2 separate regions of the Homo sapiens genome follow, and region 2 is linked to region 1. A link is an interaction called in ENCODE POLR2A ChIA-PET data of the cell type or tissue named here. Cell type or tissue: GM12878. All regions are shown on one strand. Each heading gives the region's core, and the rest is flanking DNA. Links, peaks and the distances in the headings are about the cores only.

What was found. ChIA-PET counts read pairs that join two places held together with the same protein. Peaks named below come from ENCODE experiments on the same cell type or tissue, not always from the same donor. Only the 100,000 strongest peaks of a DNase experiment are listed, where the experiment ranks them.
Region 2: POLR2A ChIA-PET joins it to region 1 with 6 read pairs; 1 of 35 experiments calls an interaction of 5 or more read pairs at or near these places.

Annotation. Positions count from the first base shown.
Region 1 is chr4:152,550,785-152,558,921 of GRCh38, reverse strand. It overlaps the pseudogene RPS3AP18. Among named protein-coding and RNA genes, the nearest start is that of MIR4453, 18 kb to the right of the region's middle. RefSeq lists enhancers at 4,128-4,277, 6,512-6,721. In GM12878, for the core only: no CTCF peak of the experiment used is centred there; DNase peaks (open chromatin) are centred at 4,511 and 6,531; H3K4me3 peaks cover 2,366 bases; H3K27ac peaks cover 4,729 bases.
Region 2 is chr4:152,396,573-152,401,572 of GRCh38, reverse strand. All of the region lies in intron 4 of FBXW7 (F-box and WD repeat domain containing 7), which reads left to right. Among named protein-coding and RNA genes, the nearest start is that of FBXW7-AS1, 61 kb to the right of the region's middle. In GM12878, for the core only: a CTCF peak has its summit at 3,304 (motif pointing right); a DNase peak (open chromatin) is centred at 2,152.

The DNA.
Region 1 (8,137 bases), core at 1,920-6,919:
CAATTAGAAAATGGAGTTATTCAATATGTACTGAATATGGTACATTCTGCAAGATACATTTTATAACGGTGGGGGAATGTTCTAGATGAAAAGGGTCTAAAGAGACATAACTAAATGTAATGAGTGAAACTTGATTAGATACTGATTTGAAAATACTGGGTTACTGAGTTATTTGGCATCCCCTTAAAATTTGCAACTCAAGTAACTGCCTCACTTTGCCTCCCCCTGGTCCCAGCCCTGGAAAGAACACCAGGGGCAGGATGAACCGTGGGTGGAGGTGCCTGTGGGAATGAACACACATCTGGTTAGGGTGAGAGTAATCAGCAAAGCTTCCAGAAGAAGCTTTACAGGATGAGTAGGATTTCTGCCTGTCAGAGATAGCTGAAGGGAGAAGGAGGCCCATGTGGAAAGAGGGCCTCTCAAGCAGAAAGAACATGGACAAAGGCATCAGCAGCACAGGCTTCAGTCAATCTGGGATGGGATGTACATAAGGTAGTGATGGGATGTACATAAGGTAGTGATGGGAGAAAAGGCAGAAAAGAAAGTTTAGACCCTTCTGTGAGCTCCCTCTTTAATTCACTGGGCAATTAATGAGCAGCCACTGAATTTTTTTTCTTTTGATTTTAAATGAAAGTGCATTTTAAAATGTTTTCTGAAATTGTTTTCAGGCACTTTCATAAAATGTAGTTTAAAACTTAAAGTGTATTGTTGCTATTGTTTAAGATAGATGCCTCTTCAAATCCCTTGTAAAGTGCTGTAAGTGGAAGTAGGATATCAGAAATTTAGAAGCAAGTACATTCTGTCCCCTCCAGCTTTTTAGAGTATTGAATTATAATTGATATACAGTAAATTGCACGTATTAAAAATGTACAACTTAGTAGTTTTGATGTATGTACAGAACTGTGGACCATCATCACAATCAAATAACGTACGTATCACCCCAAAAATTTCCTCAGAGCAATCCACTTTTCCTTCCTTTCCCCACTCTACCTCTTCCCCAGATAACCATTGATCTGCTTTCTGTCACTATAGATTAATTTGCATTTTCCAAAGTGTTATATATATGGAATTATGCAATATGTACTGTCTATGCTACAGTCTAGAAGATGCTTATTTTTTCAAAAGGTGGAGGAATGTTCCAGATTAAAAGACTAAAGAAATAAAAGAAAAAAAATGCAGTGAGTGCAACTTGATTGAATGCTGGTTTGAAAACACTGTAGATACCACTAGGGAAAATTTGAATAGGATTGAATACAAAATGACAATAAAGAATCACTGTTAATTTCCTTGGGTGTAAAAATTGTATTACTTTTTATGTAGAAGCCTAGCCTAATGTTGCATTTTGAAGCATTTAGGGGTAAAGTGTCACAGTTGCTATAATTTATGTTTAAATGGTTCTGGAAAATATCTAAATAAAGCAATATGGAAACACTTTAACAACTGTTGAATCTATATAGTAGGAATATGGGTTTCCTACATAGTAGGACTATTTCAACTTCTCTGTATGTTTGAACTATTTAATAATAAAAGTTGGGAGGAAAATAGGACAGAAAATTAAAAATTGGGACTGTCCTGGAAAATGTAGGCTGTAATCAATCACCAAGTCCTTTTCCTATCAGTGTCTAACTTCTCACTGGTATCTTCTCTATATTCAATCTCAGCACTTCACACCTGATTTAGAGTAAGCATATACCCTAAACAAAAGTAATAAACTTTGACTTTCACCTCACATCATATGCAAAAAGTAACTTAAATTTGATCATAGGGCCTACATGCAAAAGCTAAAAATACAAAAAATTAGCTGGGCCTGGTGGCTCATGCCTGTAATCCCAGCTACTCATGAGGCTGAGCCAGGAGAATCCCTTGAACTTCAGAGGCAGAGGTTGCAGTGAGCTGACATCGTACCACTGCACTCCAGCGTGGGCGACAGAGCAAGACTGTGTCTCAAAACAAACACACAAACAAAAAAACCTATAAAATTTCTAGAAGAAAACAGAGGGAAAAATCTCAGTGACTGGGGGTTTGACAAAGATTTCTTAAATATAACACAAAAAGCTTGGACTATAAAAGAAAGAAAATCAATCAATTGGGCTTCATAAAATTAAAATACAAATTAAAACCACAGGGAGATACCATCACACGCCTGATAGAATGGATAATAGTAAAAAGACTGACCAAACTAAGCATTGATGAGAATGTGGAATTCTCATGTACTGCTGGTGGGCATGTAAAATGACACTCTGAAGAATGGTTGAACCATTTCTTTACAAATTACATACATACCTGCCAAATGTAAATGTATATGAATACTTATGCAGCCATTCAACCCTTAGGTTTTTCTCTCAAGAAAAACGAAAGCGAAAGTCGAAACAAACATGAGTCCACAAATGTTCCTAGTAGCTTTATTTGTAATAGCCCCAAACTGGAAACAACTCAAATATCCATCAACAGGTGAACAGAAAAACAAATTGTGATAGACCCACACAATGGAACTCAGCAATTAAAAAAAAAACAATCGTTGATACAGGAGGGAAAGAAACCAACTCAAAATAATTACGCTAAGTGAAAAAATCCAGACCAAAAAGATTTGTCTAATTATTTCCTTGTGATGGTGTTTAACTTACACCTCTATGTTTTGGAAGTTAGGCCTAAAGGCTTGATTTATTTTTGGCAAGAATACTTCCTAGATCATGCTGGGTCCTTCGTATTGTATCACATGAGGAGGTAAATAGGCTGTTTCACTGGGTGATGCTAAATTTGACTGTGTGTTTAAGGTGGTGATTGCTAGATCTCTTTCCTATGAAGGTATATTTTTTCCTTAGCAATTAGCAAGCAATCTGTGTGCTGTGCTTTAACCACAAGTGAATATCTTGTTTGGCATTTACTTTTTCCTAACAGTTTTAGTGTCCATTGGTAATCCTTGCCTAAATTGATTATTCCATTGTTTGTTTGTTTGTTTGTTTGTTTTAAAAAAGGATTGATTTTAAACATTCTGTTATTTCTTCTCGATGCATTAGCTGTTTTCTTCTTAGGCAATTGAAACCGAAAAGTTTTTGAATGGAACAACTTTTTCATGTTTGATTCCCTTGACAAATTCATATTTGCTTCTTATGGCTCCACTCAATTAACCTCTCTTCTCAAATTCTAATAATTTCCTTCTCCTTCCTAACTTCCTAGTCACAGAGGCTGTTTTCAAACTATATTGCAAATATCACTTTTTTTCATTCACTCATTCGTTCTAAATTTTTTTTGTGTCCATACTATGTCTTAGGCACTGTTCTGGGTATAAGGATGTATTATAGTGGCAAATAAATCAGATGAAGTCCCTGGCCTATATTCTAGTGGAAGTGGAGAGACAGATAAGAAAATAAATATAAATATTGGCTAGGCGCGGTGGCTCACGCCTATAATCCCAGCTCTTTGGGAGGCCAAGGCAAGTGGATTACTTGAGGTCAGGAGTTTGAGACCAGCCTGGGCAACATGGTGAAACCTTGTCTCTACCACAAATACAAAAAATTAGCCAGGCATGGTGGTGCGCACCTGTGGTTCCAGCTACTCAGGAGGCTGAGGTGGGAGGATTGCTTGAGCTCAGGAAGCAGATGTTGCAGTGAGCCAAGATCACACCACTGCACTGCGCTCCAGCCTGGGCAACAGCGCCAGACCCTGTCTCAGAAAAAAAAAAAAAAAAAAAGAGAGAAAGAAAGACAAAGAAAAGAAATAGAAATATAATAGAATGACAGGTAGAAGTAAAAGAAAGCAGCTGAAGAGGACGGGCAATGATGAGGAAAGGTGATGAAGCTATTTTAGACAGGAAGTCATTGGAACATGTATAGCTGACAGCCATCAGTGCCCTGCCCACATCCCCCAGGTCCTTTGGGATGATCTAGTATAAGCCAGTGTTACTGGAAGCATCTGTGACTCTCTGCCTGTGGCCCAAGGGCTTCTTTCTGTCTCTGTGGCAGGTCCATGCTGGGGGAACAGCTCTTACCCAAGGGCAAATGGGAGTTGAAAGACAAACACCCCAGCTTTCCTGCCCCCCGCTGGGTGGGAAAATTTTGATGTGTATTCCACATCTCCCAGAGGTTTTTGGTGGGACTGAGCCCCAATTGTTCTCAGTGGGTAACTTGGCGATTAAATATTCTGCTGGCCTCTTTCCTTTGCTGGCTCAAGTCTTCACTACTCTACTAGTTCTTCCTGGTACATTTTACACTTCAAACATACCACTTGTACTCAAATCCTTAGTTTTGGAGGAACCTAGCCTAAGTCAGGAAGTCTTAGGAATGGCCCAAGGCAGAAGACCCTCAGAATGAGATTCTAGCATTGGGTCACTTGCTGGCCAACAAAGAGCAGGTCAACAAAAACCCCATCACTGTTAGTAAGTGGGGCAGTGATGATCTCTGGAGTGCTATAGCATCACTATTACTAAGAGTCTTGCCTGTGATTAACTGCGGTAGTGTGTAGGTGGCGGGGAAATGCACTGGCTGATAGAGTAGCTCTTGAACTGAAAGATACAGGGACAATGATAATTATGAGAACTGTGGAGCTGGTTGCTTGTTGTTAACTGCTAGAGAAGCCACAAAGGAAGGAAATAGCAGGCTCAGGTGAGGTAATCATTGACTTAGAGCATGGGTTAAAAGCCAGAAATCTTTCATGGCATCATTTAAAGGGAGTCTCATCTGTAGACAGAGGGTAGAATGAGCTGAAGAATAAGACCCCAAGTTTGATCTTAAATACAACAGAGCTAAAAAGGAGACTGAGTTCACAGCCCACCAGCTTTCTTTCTTTCTCTTTCTTTTCTTCTTTCTTTCCTTCTTTCTTTCTTTTTCTTTCTTTCTCTTTCTTTCTTTCTTTCTCTCTCTCTCTCTCGCTCTCTTTCTTTCTCTTTCTTTCTTTCTTTCTTTCTTTCTTTCTTTCTTTCTTTCTTTCTTTCTTTTTTTTCAGGGTCTCACTTTGCCACCTAGGCTGGAGAGCAGTGGTGCGAACATGCCTCACTGCAGCCTCAACCTCCTGGGCTCAAGTGATCTATCTACTCTCACCTCAGGCCTCCAAGTAGCTGGGACTATAGGCATGCACCACCATGCTCAGCTGATTTTTTTTTTTTTTCATAGAGACGAGGTTTCACCATGTTTCCCAAGCTAGTCTCCAACTCCTGGCTCAAGCAGTCCACCCACCTCAGCCTCCTAAAGTGTTTGGATTACAGGTATGAGCCACTGTGCCCAGCCCCCAAATTTCTAATGCTAAAGCAAGGGACCTGAAAAAGGAGAGGGGCCCTGAGAGTTCCGATGGAGATATTTGGGTAGATGGGCTCAAGGACCTTAAAACCCCAGATTCCTCTTAAAACTGAGAGTGAGAATACTCTGGAGCCTTTCTCCTTGCTAGGAGAAATCAGACTTCTGGTGCTCGGAGACTATGCCAAGGCCTCACGTAGCAAGGGCAAATGCCTTGCAGGATGATGCTTGTCTCTAAGATCCATCCCTACCTCTCTTCATTTCTTCTAGACCAATAATGAGAAATCTTATTATGAGCCAAGCGAGGAAATACTGTTATGTGAAGAAAGGGGTTATTCACCAAAAGCACTGCAAAACCTGGCAAATAGGTACTAGCAGGAAGTGGGAGAACTCTCCTGGAAATGAATCTTAAAGGTGCCAAATCAGGGAGGGCAGAATATAAGACTGAATAGTGGACAGTTTGTTAATACAGGTGTATTATTCAGTGACACGGGACTCACTATCCTGGTAGAATGCCCAGAACTGTACCTAATACATTGCAGAAACAGCTCCTTGAAACTTGAAAATAATGATCAGATGGAGATGCTGGAACTTCTTAGAAGAGAGATGAAGAAGAGGTCAGCAAGTTCAAAGAGATTAGAAGTAAGAATGCATTTTTTTTTTTTGAGACACGGTTTCACTCTGTCACCCAGGCTGGAGTGCAGTGGCACAATCTCAGCTCACTGCAGTCTTGACTTGCTGGGCTCAAGCGATCCTCCCACCTCAGCCCTCTGAGCAGTTGGGACTACAGGCATGCACTACCGTGCCCAGCTAAGTTTTGTATTTTTTGTAGAAATGGGGTTTTGCCATGTTGCTCAGACTGGTCTTGAACTTCTGGGCTCAAGCAATCTACCCACCTCAGCCTCCCAAATCCCAATCCCTCAGCTGGGATTACTGGTGTGAACCACGGCACCTGGCCAAGAATGCATTTACTATGTAACACCAGAGAACCCACCAGCCAACAATGTTCCCTGGGAGGTCCTAGAGGACACTCCCTTATTAAAGTGATAAGCAATATGCTAGTATATTCTGAGAAGCTCAGAACTGCTTGTCCTCTAGATCAAGATTGATGGTAAGAAATGCCCCAGAGTAAATGGGAATAACAGAATTCTAGCGGCCAGGTTGGTGGTACTAGACCATCAGAGGCCCTGGCAATATAATTATGGTTACGTGTATCAGCCTGAATAAGTTAGGAACCTAATATTGAGTAGGAAACAAGTGAATCCCAGCAGAACACATGAGTCATTCAGATTTTGAAAATATGCAAAATGCCTTTTGGCTCTCTGAGCAGCAAGAACAAGTGCCTCACGAAAGGCAGCAAAAGGGGAACCAAGAAGAAAGTGGTTGATCTATTTTCTTTTTTTTTATTTTTGAGACGCAGTCTTGCTCTGTCACCAGGCTGGAGTACAGTGGCGTGATCTTGGCACACTGCAACCTCTGCCCTCCGGGTTCAAGCGATTCTCCTGCCTCAGCCTCCCGAGTAGCTGAGACTACAGGTGAGCGCCACCATGCCCAGCTAATTTTTGTATTTTTAGTAGAGACGGGGTTTCACCACGTTGGCCTAGATGGTCTCGATCTCTTGACCTCGTGATCCACCCACCTTGGCCTCCCAAAGTGCTGGGATTACAGGCATGAGCCACCATGCCCGGCCTAGTTGATCTAGTTTCTAAGAAAGACTGGTATGATGTGAAAGCACCTGCTATGTTCAACATAAGAAATATTGGAAAGACACTAGTCACCAGCACTGAAGGAACCAAAATTGCATCAGATGGCCTCAAGGGTCGTGTGTTTGAAATGAGTCTTGCTGATCTGCAAAATTATGAAGTTGCATTTAGAAAATTCAAGCTGATTACTTAAGGTGTCCAGGAAAAACTGCCTAACTTCCATAGCATGGATCTTACCTGTGGCAGAATGTGTTCCATGGTCAAAAAATGGCAGACATGATTGAAGCTCATGTTGATGTCAAGACTACTGACGGTTACTTGCTTTGTCTATTCTGTACTGCTTTTACTAAAAAACATAACAATCAGATATGGAAGACCTCTTATGCTCAGCACAAACAGGTCTGCCAAATCTGGAAGAAGATGATGGAAATCATGACCCGAGAGGTACAGAGAAATGACTTGAAAGAAGTGGTCAATAAATTGATTCCAGACAGCATTGGAAAAGACATAGATAAGGCTTACCAATCTATTTATTCTCTCAATGATGTCTTCATTAGAAAAGTAAAAATGCTGAAGAAGACCAAGTTTGAATTGGGAAATCTCATGGAGCTTCATGGCGAAGGTAGCAGTTCTGGAAAAGCTACTGGAGAAGAGACAGGTTCTAAAGTTGAATGAGCTGATGGATATGAACCACCAGTCCAAGAGTGTGTTTAACACTCAGACATTTAAAATGGCAAATAAAAAGTCCTATTTGTGAAAAAAAACATGGAAAATGAAAATTTGTGTGTGTGTGTGTGTGTGTGTGTGTATCACAGGTGGGTGAGCACAAAACTAGAATAATGGTTACTTCTGGGAAAAAAGGGAAGAAAATGGGGCTAGAGAGATGTATGCAGGGACTGCTAAGGTACTGGCAATATTCTCTTTCTCAAGCCAGCTGGTGAGTACACAGGTGTTCAGTTTATTATTATTCTCCATACACATGAATAATGGTTTTTTGAACATACTTAATATTTAACAAAAAATAATGTAAGAAGTAGAGCCTAACCATAGTTCTCTATGTTTTTGACTCACAGTAGAGAGTAGTAAAAGGAACATGAGTTCCTTTGGCATTAAGTAGATCCAAATTCAAGCCACAAAGCTGTATAACTTCCGGGATGTTACAGTCTCTTAGTAATAGGTTTCTCACCAGTAAAATGGTTTTGGTAA
Region 2 (5,000 bases), core at 1-5,000, 160 kb after region 1:
CTTAAAAGTCCTGTGTTCTGCCTATTCATCCCTTTCTTCCCCAGCCTCTCATCGCCACTGATCCTTTCACCGTCTCCATAGTTTTGCTTTTTCCAGAATGTCATATAGTTGGAATTATACAGTATGTAGCCTTTCAGATTGGCTTCTTTCACTTACGTAATATGCATTGACTTTTCCTTCATGTATATTTATAGCTTGATAGCTCATTTCCTTCTAGCACTGAATAATATTCCATTGTTTGGATATACCACAGTTTATCCACTTCCCTAGTGAAAGACATCTTGGTTGCTTCCACATAATTGGCAATTATGAATATAGCTGCTTGTGAAAATCTGTGTGCAGGATTTTGCATGGACTAAGTTTTTAACTCCTTTGCGTAAATGCCAAGGAGTGTGATTCCAGGATTGCAAGTTAACAGTATGATTAATTTTGTAAGAAACTGCCAAATGGCTTCCAAAGTGTCTATATACTTTTGCATTCCCACCAACAGTGAATGAGAGTTCCTGTGGCTCCACATCTTCAGTGGCATATAGTGTTGTCAGTGTTCTGGATTTTGACCATTCTGATAGGTGTGTATGGTATCTCTTTGTTACCATTTGAAGTTCCCTAGTGATATATGATGTTGACCATCTTTTCCTGTGCTTACTTCCCATCTGTAAATCTCCTTTGGTGAGGTGTCTGTCCAGATCTTTTGTCCATGTTTTAGTCAGGTTGTTCTGTTACTGTTGTATATTTTGGATAACAATCGTTTATCCCATGTGCATTTTGCAAATACTTTCTTCCAGTCTGTGGCTTATGTTCTTATTTTCCTGACAGTGTCTTTCAGAGAGCTGACATTCCTATTTTAGTAGAGTCCAGCTTATGAATTATTTCTTTCATGTATCATGCTGTTAGTATTGTATTGTTGTATCTAAAATGTCATTTCCGGCTGGGTGCCATGGCTCACACCTATAATCCCAGCACTTTGGCAGGCTGAGGTGGGAGGATCGCTTGAGCCCAGGAGTTTGAGACCAGCCTGGGCAACATACTGAGACCTCCTCCTTAAAAAAAAAAAATGCACAAAATTAGCCAGGCATGGTGGTGCGTTCCTGTGATCTTAGCAACCCGAGAGGCTGAGGTTGGAGGATTGCTTGAGCCTGGGACATCAAGGATGTGGTGAGCCAAGATCATACCACTCTACCCCAGCAAAAAGTCATGTCTATACCCAAGGCCATTTAGGTTTTCTCTTATGTTATCTTCTAAGAGTTTTATAGTTCTGCACTTTACATTTATGTCTATGATCCATTTTGAGTTAATTTTGTGAAGGTTGTAAGGCCTTTGTTTAGATTCATTTATTTGCATGTGGATGTTCGGTGGTTCAGCACCATTTGCGGAAAAGACTAGCTTTTCTACATTGTACTGCCTTTGTTCCATTGTCAAAGATCACTGTACCATATTCTGGTCTCTCTATTCTGTTCCATTCATCTACTTTTAATTCTTTCACCAATACCACACTGTCTTGGTTACTGTAGCTTTATAGTAAGCCTTGAAGTTGGAGAGTGTCTATCTCCCAGCTTCATTCCTCTCCTTCAGTATCGTTTTGGCTATTCTGGGTCTTTTGCCTCTCCATATAAGTTTTAGAATCAGTTCGTTGATATCTGTTACTTGCTGGGATTTTGATTGGTATTGCTTTGAAACTATAGATGAGATTGGCAAGGACTGACATCTTGACAGTATTGAGTCTTCCTGTGCAAGAACATGGAATATATCTCCATTTATTTAGTTCTTCTTTGATTTTTTATCAGAGTTTTATAGTTTTCATTATGTAGATCTTATACATATTTTATTAGATTCATCCCTAAATATTTTATTTCAGGGGGCTGCTAATGTAAATGATACTGTATTTGTCATTTCAGATTTCACTTTTTCATTGCTGGTGTGTAGGAAAATAATTGACTTATTATATATTAATCTTATATCTTGCAACCTTGCTATAATTGCTTTTTTTTGGTCAATTTTTTAGGATTTTCTATGTAGAGGGTCATGTCATGTGCCAAAAAAGACAGTGTTATTTCCTCTTTCTTAATCTCTTTATCTTTTACTTCCTTTTCTTGTCTTTGTGCTTTAACTAGGACTTCCCCTATGATGTTGAAAAGCAGTGGTTAAAGAGGACATTCTTGCCTTGTGTCTGATCTTAGTAGGACAGCTTTGAGTTTCCATCCTTAAGTGTGATGTTAGCTGTAGGCTTTTTATAGGTAGTCTTTATCAAGTTGAGAAAGTTCCTCCCCTCTATTCCTAGTTTGCTAAGAGTCCTTCTATCCTATTTCTTAATGGTTTAGTAGATGACTCTGTGGTACTTTGAAGGTTGTTTGCAGAATTTCCATGCCATAGGCAATTTACCTTTCCTTGACATTTGAAGGATTGATGTTGGTGCCAAGTATAGAATCTTCACAGAGTCCTCCTGTAGCTTCTAAAGGTTTAGCTTGAAAATGTTAATTGCTTAACGCTAGTAAGTGAGTGAAAAAGCTGGGGATAAATTTTGTATCTTGCTTATATTTCAGTTCCCACCTCTGTCCTGACAAAACCCCAATATATAAACAGTAAATGTAAGATATATATATTTTAAACATAATAACAAATGTAAGTTCCTTTTGAAATTATTATTTCACCAACTTTAAACAGTATTATCAATTTTTCAAACATTTGGCCAGTGGTTACAATTTTATCAATCTTATTAGTGAGATTCTTTTCTGCTTGTGGGTCTACTTTTACTTTGACTCTTGTCCTGAAATCTCAATTCTATCTTTGGCCTCTCTTCTGAGAGACATAATTTTGTGTATTTAATTAATCTCTATTTTCTATAAATTAATATGATAAAAAGAATCAAGTTGGATGGATCAGAAGTAGAATACAGAGAAAAGAAAATATGGTTAGGGAATTGTGATTAGGTATGTTTAAATACTTAGTTCGTAGACACGACCCCATTCTTTTGTTTTTTCTTTGAAATTTGCCTTAGATTCAGTATTGTCTAGTTCTTAAAATGCTATTTTTTTTCATTTAGCATTACAATTATTTGTGGGAAAAATTTTAAGAACATTTCAGAATTCTTTCACTGGATATTCTAATATGGATAGTAATTCAAAAGAAAGCACAAAGATGTAAAATCACAAAAGATATAAAATATTTAGGTTTTTGTAAAAATCATATATTAGTATGTTTAGCATACATAGAAAATTTTATAAAGTATTATTTTTTTTTTTACTGTGAAACATCATATCAAAAGCACACAATTCCTTAAGAATTTATCTGTTTCTTCACTGAACACTAGAGGGCCATATAGCACCTTATAGATAGAGCGGCTTTCCATATATTTAAATATATTTAATATGTGCTTGTCTTTCTCTCCTACTTTGTGTTTTAGTATAGTATGTCTTGCTCAGAATTTGGAGTATACACTCAACAGTAATTATGTGCACTGTCAGATAATATGTGGGATACCTAGGGTTTTTGTTTTTGCTTTTTTTTTAACAAGCAGCTAGCATTTTGCTACTTAGTAACAACAAAAAGAGATAAAGAGTGTATCTTGGGATAAATGTATGTGCAGACTTACTATGCTTTGGAAGTATAAGTATGCTTTTAGAAAATTTCTCAAGTATCTGAACATATACGTGTAAAAAGAATAGGCCTCTCATTGTTATTTGCTCTGGTACTTCTTGGCATGTATGTGAGAAAAGAATTATCTCTCCAAAGAAGCTACTTCCCTTGTCTAAATGTCATCTTGTATTAGCACAGACAGTAATATTGTGGGGTATAACCACCTAATCATCGTGGAGTAAAGAATATTTAAACAACTGATTTAATCTTCCTCAATTTTTTTTTTTTTTTTTTTTTTTTTTTTGGCTTCTTAGGGTAAAGAAATGAGAAATACAACTTACAGGAACTTAAATAGGTAATGTCAATGTGTGAAGAGAGTCATGAACAGCCAGTAAGACTGTTCAGGCTCTTATGAACTACGTAAGATATGCCTTCCCCAAAAGGTGTTAATGTTCAGTTAAAAGAATAAAAATATGAGGCAAGAGGATGGTTTGAGCCCAGGAGTTTGAGGCTGCAGTGATAGTACTACAGTACTCTAGCCTCGGTGACAGAGTGAGACTCTGTCTTTAGAAATATCAAGAAAAGAAAAAGAAAAACATTGTGCTGGCTCCAAAAAACTGACTTTGAGCTACATATGACCTATGGGCTGTATACTGTTGGATCTTTAATAGCTTCTAGAGAAGAAGTTCAAGATCTAAGTAGGGCCTTGGCTAAATTTTAATTTCTTCCTTAGATATACTTTAGACAGCACTTTTCATTATTAATTTCTGTGTTATGTTTCAGGGGGCAGAAATAAGGACATTTCTCGTTAACTACTGTTTACACTGTCTTTTGGTGAAGGAAGATTAGTATGATGAACTTAGAGGAAACACACTGTTTACACCTAGAGGAGAAAATAAAAGAGGGTCATGTGAAAGAGAAAGAAGGAACAATAATTCACTCTTAAAGACTTAAAAGAATCTCATCTTTTAAGTCTCTCCTCCTTTGATTTGCCAATTTTAATACCTTAAATTATTTCTTCAAATTAGTTACTATAATGGAGTGACAAAACTTTGATCTTTAGTTCTAAATTTTACCGAGATGTTAGTCCTCTTGAATATTGATGAACTTACAATTATTTTAAAGTCACTGCTATGATAAACAGTATTCTCTAACTGATAATATTTTTTATGCCTTAGTGGTGTGTTTGCTAGTTTTCTGTATCACTGCCATTTTCTGAAAACCACATTTATTGGCAGATTGACATGAGCTTAGGTAATTGAAGGCTGAGCTTGAATTCTGATCCTTTTGCACAGGTAATGAAATGAGTTATTGTTAGCATAATATAGCTGGTGCATGTTGAACTCTTAAATGGTCAAGAAGGTAAATCAAATAAAAAGATCAGTATTTGGATATGTTGAAAAACACATGGACTCCTTCTTTGAGTG